2 separate regions of the Homo sapiens genome follow, and region 2 is linked to region 1. A link is a loop called in an ENCODE intact Hi-C map of the cell type or tissue named here. Cell type or tissue: heart left ventricle. All regions are shown on one strand. Each heading gives the region's core, and the rest is flanking DNA. Links, peaks and the distances in the headings are about the cores only. Region 1 overlaps CTNND2 (catenin delta 2). Region 2 overlaps CTNND2 (catenin delta 2).

Region 1 (10,046 bases), core at 2,604-7,603:
CCGTCCCTGTTACTGCCTTCTAAAGGGGCTTTGTCCCTGACGTGCCAACCTCCTTCAGATAATCCTGTGGTCTTGGTTTATATGTTTGGTAATATGTCCTTCGAAGGACAATCTAGTCCAATGGTCTCAACCAGGGCAATTTTAACACCCAGGGGGACAAGCGGCAATGTCTGGGGACATTTTTGGTTGTCATGGCTGTGGCAGAAGGTGCTACTGGCATCCAGTGGGTAGAGTCCAGGGAGGCTGGCAAATACCCTGCAATGCACAGGCCGGCTCCCTGGAACAGAGAGGTATGCTGCCCCACATGTGACCAGTGCCGAAGCCGAGAGGCCCTGGTGAAGTTGTAAAAGACAGTATTGATGGTGTGGAAGGCTGAGAGATAAAATACAATTAAGAAAACTAAACGAGACACCTGAAACAGAGTTTTAAGTCTATAAACTCACTGAAACTAAAATAGCAGCACTTTTAGGTGATGGGCTATATCTTCCACTAGAGGTGAGAAAGAAGTAGAAGAATATGGTTCATCCATGGATAATGGCAGACGAGAGTTGCTGCGCAAAAATGCACAGCCGTGATCTTTGCAGGCTCATGAGATATGTTGCTTCCAGGACATGAAATATCATGCCTTGAGTCAACAAGCTCCCAGCATATGGTGAGGTGAAGGCCGAGGGAGACTGTACTCGAACCAGCCAAGAGGAACGGGCGGCAGCTGAAAGAAGCAGATGGTTAGAAAGGAAATGATATTAAGCGGCAAAAGAAAGAGTATGGTTACTAATGAGAAAATGAAAACTGTCTGGAAGAAAAAGAAAAACAACCTGTGATATTAGGAAATGAAAGCCTAGGAGCATCCAAATGTCATGAGGAGCAGATGCATGAAGTGATAATAAAAAATCAAGTCCACGAACAGAAACTGTCACTGACATTTAGAGTGATTAAGATAAATTCTGGTTTGCGTATTGAGAGTCTTAAAAGCATGCATTTGGTCTAGCTATTTCACTTCTAAGAATGCACTCTCAAGAAGTGATTAAGGGGGTAGGTGAGATTTAACTACACAGATGTTCATTACAGTTTACATTAGTACAAACTTGGAAGCAACCTGATTTTCTAGGAATAGGGGATTGGTTCGCCACGTCATGGTATTCCTCTACCATGGAATTCACAGTAGCTCCTCCTCATTCCAGTGTGAAGAACTGCTTACTGGCAAGGAAAAAAGTCAGTCTGTGTCAAATGATAAGCTGTCATAAAGTGGTCAGCAAAGTGACATAGAGCAGACTTGTGCCTACACCTTCCCGCCCATCAGTGGTGTGCCAAAGTGGGCAGTGGGGGCTGTCACCTGGGGGCAGGTAATAAGAGGCTGCACTCTTTGCAGGGAATGTACAGGTAATGAAATGAATACAAGTTGGGTTTTTGTTCACTACCATGTGCAGACAATGCTACACGATTTCACTGGTAAGAGACTCCTCCTCACAAGGAGAGCCCCCTACTCACTGCACACCCTGAATGGGCCACTACATGCCTTTTTTTCTTTATTAAGAGAATGCCCAAGGTTCACCTAGGGTCATAGTTGTCACAAAAGACTACAATCCCCAGCCTCCCTCGCAGCTCTGGTGCCACTACGAGCCAGTCTAGGCCACAGGGATGTAACAGTGATGTGTGCAACTTCTGGGTGGGGTCCTAAAGGAAAGGATACTCCTGTCTTCTTTCCCCCATTTCTGCTCCTGAACTGTGGATGTGAAGAGCCAGAATCGTGACCATGGGGAGGAAGGCAGCACCCTGAAGATGAGAGCCCCATAAAATACAAGGAGCCCACCTCTGAAGACTCAAGAGACCGGAGTTCTACATCAGTGGAAATACACTTACTAACTATAAGACCTTATGAATTTTGCTGTCTGATATGGCCTCTAACAGAAAAACATCTGAAAGGATATATGCCCAGATGTAAGTTGTAACTATGAATCTCTCTAGAAGGAGGCACGCTGAAGGTGTGGGTATTATTTTCTTCTTGGAGGTTAGTGCTATTTTACTCACATATTATTTACATGTTAACTATGTAAATGTATACCTAGATATTTATCATTAATATCTACTTTGTCTGAAATGAGAAGAAACTGTTAAAGTTCAAATCTCCATTGTGGTCATTTTAACTACTAATAAAATTCATGTTTGTGCTTTGGGATATGCATGCTGTTTATTTAGCCCTAGAGTCTCACTTTTGGGTCAAGAGCATCCGAATGACATAGCAGGCAACGTGTGAGGCTCTTGAAGAAGTGGTGGCCAATACCGATATCCTGAAAATCCAAGAAAACCTTGTAGGTGGTGGGATTTCATGATTTCTCATAACACCTTCAGTGCAAAGAATTTGTTTAGTCTGGCAGGATCAAAAGTCCTGCTTCTCCAGGGATACTTTTTGACACATACACATATACCTTTGTTGCATATAAACTTAAGTTCTTAGATGATAACAGTAATTTAGATGGTGCATTTGTTTTGGTGGTGATTGCAGATTCAGAATACTGACTAACAGTGAGATAAATGCAGCACTGTCATGAGAGGCTGGGGAACAGCTCAAAACACAGGGAGGGAAGACTGCGGAAGACGCTTGGCTCACAGCAGCCCTTGGGGCAAAGTCTCACCAGGAAAGAAACAGATGAGTCTGGGAAAAGTCACAGCTATGAGCATCCACCCACAATTAAACCCACAGCAAGAGCTAGGGGCCACCATAGGCCACAGTGTAATTGGGGCCAGGCATTGGGCTAGAAGTCACAGACCGAAATAAGACCCACAGAGTCCTTTGCCCCAGAAAATTCGCTCTCTTTGGGGATCAATTGCTATACTTAACCCATAATATGATAATAACTAGCAGAGAAGTTTAAATAAAATTATGGAGAAGTAGATTAGGGAGTAATTGTTTACTTGAAAGAAGTCTTGGAAAGATAGAGGGGATGTTTTATTTGCTCTTGAATGATTATTCTCCAAGTAGTGAGTGGGGAAAGGGAGGGCCAGGCAGTGGAACAGCATGAACAGAAGCGTAGAGGCTGGTCTGCGGGATCCTAAGACAGGCCAGGAAAGAGTGCGGGCAAGAAGCCTTGAAAGTTCTTCCAAGACATCTCTTTCATTGTGGGAAAAATAAGGGGGCATTGAAGTTTTACACAGAGGCCCATTCCTACTGCTTTTATGCATAAAACAGCACCGTGTATATCACAGGTGAATCTTCCAGTCATTTATGCATTTGGCATCTACAACTTAACAAAGAGGTGAAAAAGAGCAAAAATATTTACTGTTAAATTGACTACAGTGCACTCAGTTGTGAAACAAAGATGATCATGAAAGAAGACCTACCAGATAAAAATAGTGGATCAGAATCCTGTTTGAATTGATAGGTTTGTCTCCTCACCCATGCAGACAGACATATATTTTTTACCCATTTAAATTAAATAACTTTAAATTGATTTATAAGCTAAAAAGGGAGGTTTTGGATTCCATCAGGTCCTGCTTATTTAGTTTTTGTTTTTCTCAGTGGCCCTCTGCCCATGGTCAATCTCACACCAACAGCGCCTTGAAGAAGGTCTGACCTGACCAGCAGCTGGTGGAGGACAATGTCCCGTCACCTCCAAACCACGCTGAAACAGTACCCACCTCAGGACACCATCACAGGATCGTTGGCCATAGACCAAGGTGAAAACAAACCAAAAAATGCTGATTGCTACAAAAGGTGCAAAAAGTAAATGAATCCATTTTGTCTCCTCCTATTTCCCTGGACCCCAATCTTCGGATTCCCTCCACCAACCATGCAGTGACAGTCTGCTGTCATAAAGCCCTGCTGAGGGCAGAGAGGGTCCTTCTGGGGGAGACGCGCCTTCTTGGCAGATGACATGCTGACTGTTTCATGGGAGGTTTTGTCCAAAACGGACTAGAGAAACTAGCAATTCCTTAGAACTCAGCAACAGGCACACAGCAGATGCAAAAATGGATGAGTTTGCAAGGACCTCTTAGACCAGAAAGTGATGCATAGAGTGTCAAACACTTCTGCACACAGGAGCTCGTAGTCTGGTGCTTCTAGACTAGAATGGCCTAGAAGTCTGATACTTCTAGTATGGTTCAATAGCAACCATTTCTTGAACTAACAGCATGCATGCATCATATTTTTGTATCATATATTTTCTAGAATTATCCCTACAGGGATTTTTTTTTAAAGTTTCTGAGATTTTTCTTATAGCTAAATTTGACATGCAGAATATTATAGTGTCTTTTTAAGGTCAAGAACACCAATGCCAAAGGTAAGGGTCAACATAAATTTCTGGACTAGAAAAAGTTCTAGAGGCCATCATTAAACCAATTATTATTTGTATCACTTTTACTCCTGTTATAATATTTGGCTCCTCTGTCCTGGAAGGTCTGTGTTGTAGACTAGATAACCTTTCATTTTACATAATGTCTTACACCTTTCAGTGAGGTATAAATTTCTCTGAAAAAAACCATACACTTTTATAAGCATACATTAACTTAGTGCCTTTATGAACATTATTTTTTAAAGGCCATTTGCAAAGATTACAAATGTAATTTTCATTGTAGAAGATTTATAAATACAGAAGTACAAAAGGAATCAATCATTATCTTCTCTTGGATCTTACTCTGCTTTTTCAAGAAACACATATATTTTGTACAGGCAAATAGCATTTTGTATTTGCATATGACATATTATACAAAACTGGCCAGATTGTATCTGTATCATCTATACCTATATCTATGTACGCACCTGTTTTTATATTGCTTTTTTTCACTTTACTTGTGAAACTCTCTGTAAGCTCCTTGATGAGATAAATCAGTTTCCAGGCCCTGAAGTTAACCGCTGTTCCAGTGTTAGCAAAGGTGGGGATGCTTTGTCCTCCCATCGCTCCCTGTCCTGGTGGGGCCTGTGGTGAGGGGTTTGGTCTCTCATGGGCTCCCCAAGACAGGAGCAGAGACTGTTCTGATGCATCAGGGTTGTGAGTTGCTGCCTAGCGGCCTTCGTTTTGCTGCAGGGGAACCTACTTCCCGCTGCAGCAGGTGAGGGCCATTCTGTTCTCAAGAGGCCTCCAGCTCCAGCTCAACATTGTTCTGAATTCACCTGAATTGTTCCCCACGGCCAAGCTTCTAATGCCATCCTGTGGAAGGGCTGTGAATTCTCTGTTACCCCATTTCCAATGGAAAGTGTGAGACTGAAAATCTAAATGCTTCGAAACCAGCGATTAAATACATGATGGATCTTTGGCCTCCCTCTGTCTCTCTCTGTTTCCCTTCTTATACCACATCTCCTGTTCCACCCATCCCTGTCACCTGGATGGCATCAAATCCAGCTCCGACAATGCCCTAAGTAAATGTGTGAATTAACACAGCGCCTGCTCAGAGGTGGAATGTCAGAGCTTGCTAGGGCCTCAGGTGTCTTTTTTTCTTTTTTAAGTAATTTCCTATCCTGGCTCAACTGCGAGACGTGAGGGAAATCATTTCATGTCCCACCGTCTCAGCTGTGAAATTCCCACAGGAAAATTGTGCAGATGCATTAGTGATTTTACCTCCTGATGAAAATGCAGGGCTCATTCTCTATATATTGAGGATATATTACAGTTGCAATTAGGAAGGGGATAATTGCATGCAGCTGCAAGCAGCCTGCATCACCTGATCTTGGGATTTCTTTTTCTTCTTCTTCTTGCCCCAGCACCCAGAGCTCTCAGCATCCTTGCCATTGGCCTCGCCACAGAGTAGCCCGTCCAGCTCGTCCGTGCCCATGTGCTGTCCCTGAGACGTTTCTGCCGCCAGCCGGTACGAGAGGTTCCTTAAAATGCACACACAGTTTTCAACGGTCTGCAGAAAAGGGGGAAACAGAGGAAAGAATGAGTAAAACTAGCACTCAGCACTCCATTCTTCCACCTGGAAAGGCCTCTTTCTCCATGGACACATTTCTCTTTGGAAGTGTTTAGCTGCCAGCTTCTGAAAGCTCCCCTGATGGCCACAGTGGAAAACAATTGGAGAAACTTAGAAAGGTCTTAGGACCTTTTATCCCCCACAAATAAATGACTTATCAGCAATAGTTACTTCTATAAACATCTGTTATTGTTGATTGAAATTCACTTGTGAGAAGGGAAGAATGTACAACCACGAGAGATCCCAAATATCATCCACTAACAGACAGCGCCCCACCTCTGACTCCCTGGCTGGGGATTGGGGATCGGGTAATGAGGAATCAAAGACTTAGAATTTCGGTCAGCTCTGGTGGGGGGCATATTTACTGCCCACCGGAGCATTTTCCGAGTGTCAAGGAGGCTACAGGTGCAAACCAGGGTTGTCCCAGGAAAGTGAGGGGCTGTGATCACCTGGGGTGCATAAATATTTTTAGTCTACATTTTTTTGAGATGCCTGACACTCATGTTTTCTTAGCCAAAAGGTTAAACAGTGGTTAAGGACACATGTTGTGGAGCCAGACACCTGTAGAACCCTAGGTGTCCGATTTAGCTGTGGGACTTTGGACAATGCACTTGACATCTCTGGGACATGGTGTACCCCTCTGTAAAATGGTCATAACAGGTCCCACATCTTAGGTTCTTGTGCATTAGTTGAGCTAAAACATGTGTGTGGTACGCAGAATAATGGCCCTCCCAGAAGGTCTACATTTTTTTTTTTTTTTTGAGACGGAGTCTCGCTTTGTCGCCCAGGCTGGAGTGCAGTGGCGCGATCTCGGCTCACTGCAAGCTCCGCCTCCCAGGTTCAGACCATTCTCCTGCCTCAGCCTCCCAAGTAGCTGGGACTACAGGCACCCGCCACTACGCCCAGCTAATTTTTTTTTGTATTTTTAGTAGAGATGGGGTTTCACTGTGTTAGCCAGGATGGTCTCGATCTCCTGACTTTGTGATCCACTTGCTTAGGCCTCCCAAAGTGCTGGGATTACAGTCGTGAGCCACCGCACCCAGCAGGTCTACATCTTAATCTCTGGAACCTGCGCGTATGTTAGGTCACGTGGCTGGCAGGAGGTGGGAATTGTTAAGCTAATCAGCTGCTTGTCAGATGGGGAGGTTATCTGGATTGTTCGGGTGGGCCTGTGTCCTCACAAGGGGCCTGTACGTCAAAGAGGAAGTCAGGAGAGTCACAGTGATGTGATGTGAGAAGGACATGGCTGACCATGGCCGGATCTGAAGATGGTGGAAGGGGCCACAAGCCGAGGTATGTGGGCAGGGTCTAGATGCTGGAATAGGGAAGGGAACAAATTCTCCCCAAGAGCCTCAAGAAGGTAAGCCTCAGACCTTACCACATTTTAATTTTATCCCAGTGAGACCCACTTCAGACTGCTGGTCTCTAGAGCTATAAGATCATAAATGTGTGTTGGGTTCAGCCACCAAGTTTGTGGTCATTGGTTATGACAGCAACAGGAAAGTAACACAGCGTGCAAGTACTGGGAAGAAAGCTGGGGCACAGTAAATGCTCTTCAAATGTTCATATCATTAACAGTGGCAGGAGATGGCACAGTGCGGAGCTCCAGAGGATGGGATCTAGGGCTAGCCGGCTTGGCTTCCAATCCTGGGCCTACCATTTCACAAGCTGTGGGGCCTTGGGCAAAGTGCTTAATCTTTCTGTACTTCTATTTCCTCATTTGTAAAGGGAGGGTCATATTAACAGTATCATGTACAGGCTGGGCGCGGTGGCTCATGCCTGTAATCCCAGCACTTTGGGAGGCCGAGGTGGGTGGATCATGAGGTCAGGAGATTGAGATCATCCTGGCTAACAAGGTGAAACCCCGTCTCTACTAAAAATTCAAAAATTAGCCAAGCATGGTGGCGGGCACCTGTAGTCCCAGCTACTCAGGAGGCTAAGGCAGGAGAATGGTGTGAACCCGGAAAGCGGAGCTTGCAGTGAGCCAAGATTGCGCCACTGCACTCCAGCCTGGGCAACACAGTGAGACTCCATCTCAAAAAGAAAAACAAAAAAACAAGCAAAAAAAACACCAGTATCATGTACAGAGCCACAGTGAGGGTTAATAAGCTCACAGATACAGCTCTTTGAATAGTGTCTGCTCAAAACTATTTGCTAAAATACTAGTTGTAATAACTTCTGATTGTTGAGAAGAGGGGTGAGCAAACTGCCGCCCAGGGGTCCGATCCAGCCCACAGCCGGTTGTGCATAATTGGTGTTTTCCTGGAGGACACCCAGGCCCATTTGTTTATGAATGGTCTGTAGCTGCTTTCATGGTACAATGCAGAATTACATGGCTGTGACTGAGACAGTATGGCCCGCAACACCGGGAATATTTATTCTCTGACCTTTTGCAGAAAACGTTTGCTGGTTAAGACAAAGCTGACCTTTTGACTACAGGAACCATGGAAAGCGGAGAAAAATATCCAATTTTAGAAGGGGTGAAACAATGATGGAAAAAAAAATAAACTGAGCCAAGTTTTATTTGAAGAATCTTACCAAGCTGGCTATCATTTTTTCAGGCACCTGCTACGTAACAGCCACTGTGATGGCACATAATACAATTCCATTGTATGGGTGAAAGGAGGACAGCTAAAGCTGTGAGTACCTCCCACCAGACTGAGCTGCTTCTCTGCAGTCCTGGGGTGGGACTGGAATGGGCAGGGGCTGCTGGGATCACAATCCTGCACTGCTTCCCTCCACTGGCTGGAATCTGGTGAAAGGTAGCAGGTGCCCTGTACTTATTACCGAGGGCATGAAAACTTACGAGGAAAACCAGTTTTCAGGAAATATCTCTGGAGCCTTTGTCATTCCAGACCTTTCTTGTCAGCTTTTCAAGGTGTCATGGGCTGCTAATCCCACAGGCTCTGAGTCAACCTGATTTTCTATTCCAAGCATCCTCTGCATCAAAAAGTGGACTGGCACGAAAGCAGGTAAACTCAGGGCGATGCATGAAAGAGAGAAACGACTCTCATTGAAAGGAAAATGTTATGGCATAAGTCAGAATGATCTTTAAATCAGCTCAAACTTATTTTTCTTACATCAAAGACTTGGGAGAATAAACTTCTTTCTCATCCCACTGTTCGTCTTCCCTGGAGGCATCACTGTTCCTCTGTTTAACAAATGACTCCTGGGGAATAAATCTGCAGTTGGGAAAAATGCTTTATAATCGAGCTGCAGCTGGGGAGATGATTTGGGAAGAAGCTAGAAGAAGAAGAGAAAGTAGGGATGGGGGCGGATGGGGAGGGAGGAATGGGGGAAAGAAGATCACAGGGACCACATTTATCTGTCATTTAAGCCTCCAGGAGTTCTGCAGTCTGGGTTGGTTTGGGAGAGTTACTTAATTCAAGAGCTTTTCTCTAAGGGGATAAGGAGAAAGAGAAGACAAAAGACTTGGGATCCTAGCAGGAGGGTGGCAGCCGGTAGCTTTGCTTGGGACATCCATTGCTGTCAGCAGTGCTTTCAGCAGTTGCTTTTGGTTACCAGGGTCATTTTGATTCCTTATTTTCTATTAGAAAGGGTTAATCTGGAAGTTGTAGAGTGCTCCACTATATGTTATCCAGTCAACACACTGGCCCAATTATAGGACCAGAGTCACAAGCTTGTATGGAATCCACGCTCTTTTATGTATTAACTTCTCAGGCCTTAAAAAGAAGGTGTACTCATTCAAACCCCTCACCCTCAATTTGTCATTGTGAAAGCTCAAAAGCGGCCAAGCAGAGGGCTGAGTGGAAAATGATGGTACAATAATAATACATTAAAACCCAATAGCACAATCCAGCCAGTGAAGCACCTGCTGAGTAACATCACATCTGATCCTTTCAACAGCCTTGGCATTCAGCTATGATTATGCTCCTTGTCACAGAGTTGAGGTCAGTTGGATATGGTGCTCCAGCCAGTGGGAGGTGGAGATGGCACAGTCCACTGGCACTGTCTTGATGCCAGCTCAGGGCTCTTCTTACTCCACCAGGGATATCTGGGTTTTCTGACTCCAGCCCTGAATACTCCCAATTATTTCAACTTCCTCTTTTGGGGAAAATGTGGACATTAGAAAAGATGATCTACCAAGTCTCCCAGGTTTTAGGAATCTGGTCATCTGACAGAAA
Region 2 (10,046 bases), core at 3,171-8,170, 120 kb before region 1:
CCCACTCAGAGGAAGGGCACAGGCCACCACTCCCTTCACAGCTGCTGAAGGGTCATGGTTCAAGAAATCTTTGGTAGAATGACCATATCACCTAGCAATCCCACTGCTGGGTGTATATTAGAAAGAAAGGAAATCAGTGTATCAAAAGATATCTGCATTCCCATGTTTATTGCAGTGCTGTTGACAATAGCCTAGATGTGGAATCAACCCAAGTGTCCACCAACAGATGAATGGTTAAAGAAAATGTGGTATATGTACACAATAGAGTACTGTTTGGCCATAAAAAGAATGAAATCCTGTCACTTGCAGCAACGTGGTGGAACTGGAGGTGATTTATGTTAAGTGAAACAAGCCAGGCACAGAAAGACAAATATGGTATGTTCTCACGCACATGTGGAATATGCGGAAGCTAAAAAAAATTGATCTATGAAGATGGACAGTAGAATGATGGTTATCAGAGACTGAGAAGTGGAGTTGGGAGAGAGGAATAAGAGGGGATGGTTAATGGGTAGAAAAATACAGTTAGAAGAGAAAAGATCTAGTGTTTCATAGCACCATAGGGCAACCATAATTCACAGTAATTTATTGTATATTTCAGAACAACTAGAATAATGGAATTGGGATGTTCCTAACATAAATAATAAATGTTTAAGGTGATGGTATCTCATTACCCTTATTTGATTGTTATACACTGTATACTTGTATCAAAAAATCACATGGACCCCATAAGTAAGTACAACTATTATGTATTCATAAATTTTTTTTTAAAAAAGCTTTGGAAAATGCTGTCTTGTGTCAGTGGGGTATAAAACACTCTAAAACTAGGAAGGGCTCATTGTTTGCTTCCAGTATTTAGGGGATAATGAAGTAGGATCACTCTACCTATAGGCCACAAGAGAAAGGTCAGTATAACCTCTCAAGGTCTAAGTTCACTCCACCCATGATTTTTTACCTAAGAGTTCACTACAGCTGTGCAATAAAATTCCTCCTGGAGAATTCAGCTTAGAAAGTGAGAGCCGAAAGTCCATTTTTCCATTTTAAAGACCATTCTGTTATCCTCTCTGGTTGAATGCATGTCACTCCTGTCTCTGTATTATGGTGCAAACCACCATCTCTCTCTGGACCATTGCTACCAAATCCTCCTCGAAGGCCCAACTTCCACTCTGCCCAGCCTGATTCCTCCATCCACCCTGTTACCAACAGTTAGAATGCTGTCTTTGTAACACAAGTTGGGTTCTGTCTCTTTCTCTGCTTGTAATGCTCCAATGCCCTTCACCCTGAGACGGCTCTCCACTATGGCCATGAGGCCCTGCAAGGTTTGTTTCCTGCCTAAAATCCTAACACATTTCTCCCTCCTCTCCTCCTGTTAAAGGAGTCCCAGCTTTGCCGACCCTCCTTCCTCAGAGCGGGCCAAACTTGTTTAGCTTCGGTGAGGTTGTCTTTGCTGATCTTTCTCCCTGGAACTCGCTTCCCTCAGACTTCAAATGTCTCCTCCTCCCACGTCAAGTGAAGTAACCCCTTCCGCCTGCACCCCCATCTCATTACCCTGATCAGTTTCTTCTTCCTACTAAACACAGTGCAGTATCATCTTGCTGGGAACTTGTTATACTGTTTACCTTATGTACTGTCTGCCTTCCTCTTCCAGAGCAGAAGGCCCTTGAGAGAGAAACAGTCTGTCCTGCTGCTACCTCCGTATGTATCCTCAGAACCTGGCACAGCACCTGGCCTCAGTGGACACCCATAGAGTAAGTGCCCCATTTGCTGAATGAATAAATGGGTAAACCTTAGATAGATCTGCCTTCAGAGCTATAATTTGCTGATAGAAAATGTCACTTGAGGAATAAGGTGAAATTTTGTTTTTTCTGTTGCTCAGAATTAAATGCATATATTTTTTAGAACGTTTGCACTATTGCAGTCTTGGCCTCCCTCCCTGTTGTGAAATCATAAACAGACACTGAGACGCTCTCACCAGAGGAATCTTAAAAGCACGAGGCACAGTTTGTGGCTTCTGAGCCTAGGATGTTAATACTGGAAGTTCTTTCCCCTCACTCGTTTAAACGAGACCATAGCTGAGACTGAATTACCTTTACAGACACGTGAGGCAGAGGAATTCACAGAGGCTCTGCCCTCATATGACCGAGCTAATAGTGGACTCACAGAAGAATGCCTTTCTATTTTTCTAACAGCCCCCAAATACCCAATTCCCAACTGAATCAACACATTGAAGACTAGAACGACTTTCAAAGGCATAAGAGGCCGGGTGTGGTGGCTCATGCCTGTAATCCCAGCAGTTTGAGAGGATGAGGCGGGAAGATCACTTGATGTCAGGAGTTCAAGACCAGCCTGGCCAACATGGTTAAACCCTGTCTCTACTAAAAATATAAAAATTAGCCGGGCATGGTGGCAGGTGCCTGTAATCCCAGCTACTCGAAACGCTGAGGCAGGAGAATTGCTTGAACCCGGGAGGTGGAGGTTACAGTGAGCTGAGATTGCGCCACTGCACTCCAGCCTGGGCGACACAGTGAAACTCCGTCTCAAAAATAAATAAATAAATAAATAAATAAATAAATAAATACATAAATAAATGGCATAAGAAAGACACTGACAAAAAACAAACAGACCATTGGATGAAAGGGTATGTGGGAAGTTCAGATGGGAAGGGAAAACCTCCAGGTGAATTTAAAACTCAGGCAGTGGAGCTGCTGGGATGCTGCAGCCCTTTCTTGAGGTGAACTGAACACGTGAGGTTCCCAGGCATGCAGGGCTGCAAGAACTCGCTATGGAAGCCGGCATGCCTGAATGAATAGCCAACTGGATTTCTCAGGGCTCTCCAGTGGCAGAGAAACACTTAGGAGAGAAGAATTTTATGAGGCTTCATCCAAGCTAGAAAATGAATCCAGAAAAGGAGGGTGGGGGAAGCCTGGAATAAACACCTAGATGGATCTGAACTTCTAAGAGCTCAGCAGAAGAGATGACAGCTCCATCAAAGAGATGTTTGCACTTCCAGCCCTCATAGGCTGCATTTTGGGGATGAAGCTTCCCTTGTGGTTTTCATATCAGAGGGAATGTTTTCTTGGCAGGGAATGAAACAAGGAAGATGGCAGTTTTTCAGGTTATCTTTCAATGCACTGAACTTTAAATGTTCCGTAGATTTGTTCTTGAACAAGAAAAAGCATTGCTTTTGATGTTGGGGCCACAAGAAATCTGATTTTGCAAGTAAACCCTGGAATGATGGGCATTTGCTAACATCCTGCAAGGTGGGGGTTGTAAACTCAATATCCCCATCAATATGTGAAAGACTGGCTTCCACCTGGCTTGGCTGGGGACTTATTCATACCACTACTGAAAGTGGCAAACCACCACTATCCTCACTTCTGCTATCCCACCATCACCTCCATCACCCTCACTACCACCACCACCACCATCATTGTTGTGATAATAACAATCGGCGTTTACATAGCACCCATTGGCTTTAGAGGAACTTCCCTATATACACATAATATTCAATAAAGATCTCAATGTTCTTTCTGGCTTGCTACATGATTGAGAGTGTACTCCTGAATTGCATTTTTAAGTAAGTTAGAGCAAAGCTGTTTAAGCCTCTAAATAAGTTTGAAGAATTACATACACTGAAATTGTCAAGATCCCTGCCATTTTCTAAGAAGATTAAATATCAGAAACATAGTAAATTTTATGTTTTATTTTATTTTGAGTCCAGGGCACAATTATGTGCCATTGGAACTGTTTTGACATAAACACGCACACCCACACCTGAAGGCCTTTTGAATGATTCTCTTGGGCAAGAGAGTTAAAGAGAAACATGAAACTGAATAATAATGCAGTCGATCTCACAACTGTTCCTTAATCTCAGTGTATCATCCCAGACAGCTGGTGATGTGGCTACCCAGGGCAATGATAACTGCACATTGAAAGGGTCAGTTGAATTTGGTGTCATGACTAGCTCAGCATAATCAGTACAAATGGGATCCTCTGCCGAATGTCTAGACTCCAGGGACTCAGAATTCAGATTCACAGCTTTCTTTGTTCCTGTTCATCTACGCGGCAACATGTAAGGGGAAACAGTGAATGTGAATAGTAACCTAGAGTCCATGTAATGAGTTAGGTTCTCCCGTTCAGGAAACGTCTCAGGAGCAGCGCTGAGGTGTTCCCTTGTAGGGTCTGCACATGGAGGCAGAATGTGCTCCTGGGGGCAGGGATAAGAAACATCCGTTTATTATAGTTTTCTTTACGCAGCTGAGCAGAGTTAACACGGAAAACACTGCCGCTGGGGTAAATGCATTTGCTATTAGAAAAATTTATCTTCGCTGTCCTGGTTTGGAAGGCATTTTAATAAATCATCCAATTTGTCTGCTCTGCTTCCCTGCCAGTCTACACCTAAATACTACTGGAGAACTGCCTCCTGCTCTTCAGATTCCTCTCCTAAGAGGGTCTCAGTGTCTGCACGGCGCCCTTTGCGCCCCAGCTTTATGAATGCTCTAACATGGCCTTGTTCTATTAAAGGCTCTTCCTCATAGCCTATTTTCAGCAGGGACCCATCTCCATGCCCATGTGGTAAAGAGGATGTGGGGTCCCCGTTGAAAGGTCCTCAGGGCTCCGGCAGCTTTGCTTTTAAGGTATAACTCCCTCTACAGCCAGAGCCCACATCCTGCTTCTTGGAGGAGGGCCATCCAGGGAGAGGGTGAGGTATGGAGAGCTTGGAGGGGGCTGTGAGTGCCTCAACAGAAGCATATACAGAGTGTACAAGACGTACAGACTATACAGTGACTTAAGGGTAAGCCCTGTTATCAGATGGGCTGGGCATGGCACAGTGGAGGGGGCAGAGACAGATACCCACTGTACCAATTCTGGCCTCCATAGAGTCTTGGCTGATGAGAAAGGAAGGCAATGGCTGTGACTGAGATCGTGAGGGATGACGAGCGTGAAAGATGAATGCCTCCCCAGGGAATCTGCAGTCATCAGCTCTAAGGAAGCTTCTTTGGGATATGTCACGTAAGAGGTTGTATCATGGCAAGAGGGGAAAATATCTCAACAGCAGTTTCATGCAGTTCCCCTTAAATCCTCCTCCTGCCCTCCTCTTTCCATTCCCCGTCCCTCCCCTCCCCACTCCCCTCTCCTCCCCTCCCCACTCTATTCCCCTCCCCACCTCCCCTCCCCTCCCCTCCCCTTCCACCTTCTTTTCAGTTCCCTCCATTCCTAATGCACAGGGCCTAACTACACTGCCTCCATCGAGTCCCCTCCCCAGTGGGTGATGTCAATGAGGAAGAAATATGTGGGAATATTCTCTCTAATTTGAAAGAATATTATGAGCTGGGCAAACAAGAGGAAAGGACCGATAAAACATGGGTAGAAAACATTTTATCTTAGTTATGCCTCTATTCTTAGTCCCAATTCTTGGAAATCATCATTATCAAGCTCTCAAGTGACTGGACAGCTGCTAAGTCCTGCTCAGCAGCCAAGCGCAGCCAGCCCCGTGAAGCCTGATGTCCCATATCTCTGCCTTGTCGCGGGTCAAGCCACCAAGTTCCAGGAGGGGGCGCGCGAGGGGCGCTCACCTGTCATGGCATCTTTCCTGGAAGTGTGTTCGCCTTTAGCTCCGTGGTAGGTGGCGTTGCTGCCGGTGCACTCGTAGTCTGTTTTCCTTTCTTTGAGGCTGATCATTTCCCGAGGTGAAGCTGGGGCACTTGCTACATAAAGAAATCAAAAGGGGGATTTTCTGCATCTCATCCCACAGCGTGTGTGCCTTCCACACAGTCAGGGTCCTCACTATGCATGGTCCCGCATCTCAATGCCTACGTGAGGACCTGATGGGTTTTCTTTTTAATTTTTATTTTTTGGCAGTTTTGGCTCTTGTCCCTGCCCCATTCCCTCACCTGTGACAACTGATGCTTTATAGTTAGAGGGCATGTGATTTGGAGGCTGGCAACTGGGGACCACATCCTGGGGCCATCTTCCTCAGAGAGAGATCATGGAGGGGACGTGACCTGCCCAAGGTGTGTGGGGCAGTTTAGGAATGAGACTGCTTTTGGTTTCTTCCTTTCTCTTCTCTTTTCCTTCCCTTTCCTTCCCGTGCTCCCTTCCTTAATTAGATGTGTTTCAGAAGATCTATTACTGATATTGACTAATCCTTGATTAAAATAAATGCAGTTTTACTTAAACACTGAGTCACCTAGAAACTGCCTTTAAAAAAGTCAGAGGAAACAGCTCTCTACACAGGATGATTTGTGGGGCAAAAATAACCAAGCCCACAAAGACCTTCTTTGTCTGTGGCTGGGGTGGGCTGGGGAGGGGCATGGAGGCAGCTCTAGTTCCTGCTAGGGCATTCTTGCTCCAGCTTTTTGCATAAACACCCCAATAATCTCTGAGGCCCTCCTTACACCTCAGCCACTCACTGCCTGTCTGGCTGGGAGGCTGAGCCCTGCCGTTCCTCTTACACCCATTTCTAAAGTGCTGGGTTGTAATTGGAGGATCCTCCTGGGAAATTCCAGGAGTCCTTAAAAAACTGGTACTAGAAGAGAGGAAAAGCTGAACTCAGAGGCAAGGAAGTCAGTAAAAGGAGGTTGAATTTTCATGAGTGACTGAATGGATTGGCAGCAACTCAACCTTCCTGCCAGTGCAGAGGGGCACTGGGAGAGGTTGGCAGGAGCCATGCGTCTGGGTGAGGGGGCAGCTGGTCGCGCACCCCACCCTGTGGGCACCTGCAGCTGTGTCCAGCTCCGCAGGAGCTCAGGTGCCGTGTCCTTCTGTCAGGAAGCTCTCCCCAGCTCCCATAGCCCAGGGCAGTGCTTCAGAGCCTTGTTTACCCTCAACACTCACTTGAGAATTTATGGATGCCCAGAGCCCATCCTGGACCTTTTGAGTCTGAATTTTCAGTGACGGGCTTCAGAATCCATATTTACTGAGCATACTTGGTGACTATTAAGGCTAGGAATCCCTAGAGCACTCTGATTTTTAGGATAAATCTCTCTTTCCTTTGCTAGTGTCAAAGCTCCTCCCCAGCCAAACTTCAGTTTACCTTCGAGCTTATCATTCACACCCTCTGTAGGGTCTCTTTGCTCCTTGGGTCTGTGGTCCCCCAAGGCACCTCTCATGTCACTGAGTCATGTGATTCAGTTTGTCACCCTTATATCTTCTATGTACAAATTCCTGTGCTAGCCACTGTGCAAGGCAGACATGCAGATCACGTGGCTCTTCCTGAACTTGTGCAGCTCTCAATCGAGTAAGGAAATGGATGTCCAAATAAAGTAGAATGAGAGGCAGAAGTGCCCAACAGACGTTACAGCCAAGTGCTGGGAAGATAAACATGGGTTGTTGCCACCCTCTCAAACCTATCAAAATAAAATCACGCCTCAATGCTCAGCTCTTGAAGCCATCACGGGTTTTGGATCCTGGATGCCTATTAGAATTCATTACCTGGAATCCTTTAAAAAAAATACTGAGGCTTGAACCCCACCCAATGCCAGCTGGCCAGAAGTCCTGGGTACAAATGCAATGGCAGACAGGGAAGAAAACCATGCAGCTCAGACAGCTGCAGCACCTTCATCACTTGTAGGACAAGCCTGGAGCTGCAATGACTTGATCAAGGACTGAACCTCCCTGATCCACAGTGACCCTGTGTAGGTGGAGAGAATGCCCAGGCTCTGCTGTGAGGGAAGAGAGGTTCCAGGGGAGAGGACAAAGGCTGGGACTTGGGCCATCTCTGTCCCGAATGTGAATCTGGGGAGATGTGAGGGGCAGCCACTGTGTCGTATGAAGATTGGGGTTCTGTTGCTTGGAGAGGGAACCTCTGCAAGAACAACTGAGTCCTTAGCAAGCTCTGTGCCCTGTCACTCAACTGGGCTCTGCATCCAGTTCCTGTCTGCTCGCTGGTTCCTCGCTAACCTCTTCCACCTGCTGCCCCCTTCTCTTTGGTTCACCATCTTTCTCTTCCAGGAAAGTCTCTCTTCCTGCCTTTGCCCTTTTGCCTCTGGGTCTTCCCTAATAAAGGTTAGCCTTTTATGAGTTACTGCCACATAATCATGAAGGGACAATATTTTAAAACCTGTTGACCACAGCTTTTAAAATTAGAATCCAATATTGCCCAGATGGTGGTGTTTATTAAACCACATCAAGTGTGTAATTATCTCCTGAGACCTCACACACAGCGGTGCTCCAAGTCTCTGGTAAATCAGGATTAAGTTCTGGGAAAAATCAAATCACGCAAACAAGTGTTTATTAGGTGTCTGGATGTGCCTCGCCTAGGAAGTCCTGAGGCAGCGCACTGTCTGCATGGCTGGTTGAACACAGCCCTGCCTGCTCGCGAGAAAAGGCTGCTTCTCTCTTCCAGCCCTTGCCGATCCATCATGTCGTTTCATTCTCATAACACTGATTGGCTCACTGTAATTCTTAATAATCACTGCTTTCCAAAAGACACCATCCATATGCTTTCCACACTCCATGCGCTTTATCTTTTTAAGCCTGCTGGAATTACAGAAATAAGAGGCCTAAGAGGCCACCTCCATGCTTCTGAGATGGGTGGACGTTTCCACAGGTACAGGGGGTTCCTGATCGTCACCCAGGGTTGGACTAAATGTGATAAGCAATGACAGTACACTAGAAGGATCAGCTTTCACAGAGCTGGGAGCGGGCCATTTATTTCAGTCAGATATTGGCCATTCATTTCTCATCATGTTGACAGTAAAGTCTGGCGTGGAGTTCTGCAACCATCATTCTCGCGGGTAGGGAGACCACTTTGCTGGGCAATGCTCTCTACCAGGTCCTCCCAGGTGTCATTTCAGAGAATAGGATTTCCTCAGCAGGGAGAGGGCAGAGAAGAGTAGGAAGAAAGCTTTCATAAATAAGAGCCTACATAGCTGTCATCTGTGTGGGTGCATATAACTTGTTATCCATCTTTCACTCTCAGAACAAAATCAAAATGCAGAAATCAAAATAAAAGTTTTAAAAACTAAACTGTGAGGAAAACAGCAAATTTATGCCATTTATATTACTAAATGGTGTGTTCACATTTGCCTTTCATCTTTCCTCTGATTTTTGGCATTTCTTAATGTGAATTAAAAAGGGTATAAAAATCAAGTATTTTTACGAATACAAGAAGTTCAAAATTTAAGCAATAGGAATGTGACAAAATTAGAAAAAAATTAAATGGAATGACATGGAAGTTATAGTTGGCTACGATAATAATTTATCAGTGGCATCTGCCGGTTTATCATTAATAATGAAAAGCCAATTAGATGTGGAACAGTTATGAAAGCATCAGTGCTATGTGTCAAATGTATATCACACTGAAGGAAGAAAGCACATTTGGTCTCCTCAACTTTTTATCCCAATTATGACAAAATGCAACTCAAACTATTTTTATTTTATTTATTTATTTATTTATTGAGACGGAGTCTCACTCTGTCACCCAGGCTGGGGTGCAGTGGCGCGATCTCTGCTCACTGAAATCTCGGCCTCCCGGGTTCAAGTGATTCTCCTGCCTCAGCCTCCCGAGTAGCTGGGATTACAGGCGTGTGCCAACAAGCCCGGCTAATTTTTGTATTTTTACTAGAGACGGGGTTTCACCATGTTGCCCAGGATGGTTTCGAACTCCCGAGCTCAGGCAATCCGCCTGCCTCAGCCTCTTAACATGCTGGGATTACAGGCATGAGCCACCTCGCCAGGCCAACTCAAACTATTTTAAGTTGGAAAAATTGTCCACGGAAACCCCGGATTTGCAGACACATGACAGTTTTCTTTATACTCGTTCCTCCTGAATTCAGGTTCATTACGTGCATGTCATGCATAAGAACCTGTTAGAGAAGGAGATTTGCTCTGAGTCTGTGTATACAAAACACAGAGTGGCCACCACAGTACAAAGAACAGATTCATTTCCTACTTCTAGCGAAGGTCTGAATGGAAGGCTCTCCTCTGAGTACGGGTTGGCTCACGGACTGGGAAGGACCGTCTTTGCTCAACGAGAAATAAAGCCTGGCTGGCTAGCCACGGCAGCCTCTTACCTGAGCGGTTGTTGGGAGACACGCGCACAGGGG

The links. Peaks named below come from ENCODE experiments on the same cell type or tissue, not always from the same donor. Only the 100,000 strongest peaks of a DNase experiment are listed, where the experiment ranks them.
Region 2: a loop joins it to region 1, with 2.7 times the contacts of the local background. A loop is called at or near these places in 3 of 110 quality-filtered maps.

What each region holds. Positions count from the first base shown.
Region 1 is chr5:11,105,203-11,115,248 of GRCh38, forward strand. It overlaps CTNND2 (catenin delta 2), which reads right to left. Exons shown (of 22, transcript NM_001332.4): 14 at 5,656-5,841. Among named protein-coding and RNA genes, the nearest start is that of CTD-2154B17.1, 320 kb to the left of the region's middle. In heart left ventricle, for the core only: a CTCF peak has its summit at 5,135 (motif pointing left); no DNase peak of the experiment used is centred there.
Region 2 is chr5:10,982,538-10,992,583 of GRCh38, forward strand. It overlaps CTNND2 (catenin delta 2), which reads right to left. Exons shown (of 22, transcript NM_001332.4): 19 at 10,014-10,046; 20 at 5,574-5,705. LOC105374654 (a long non-coding RNA gene) reads left to right here. Exons shown (of 4, transcript XR_925791.3): 3 at 1,646-1,745; 4 at 4,879-4,986. Among named protein-coding and RNA genes, the nearest start is that of CTD-2154B17.1, 200 kb to the left of the region's middle. RefSeq lists enhancers at 5,060-5,561, 5,770-5,819. In heart left ventricle, for the core only: a CTCF peak has its summit at 5,545 (motif pointing right); a DNase peak (open chromatin) is centred at 5,534; H3K27ac peaks cover 3,385 bases.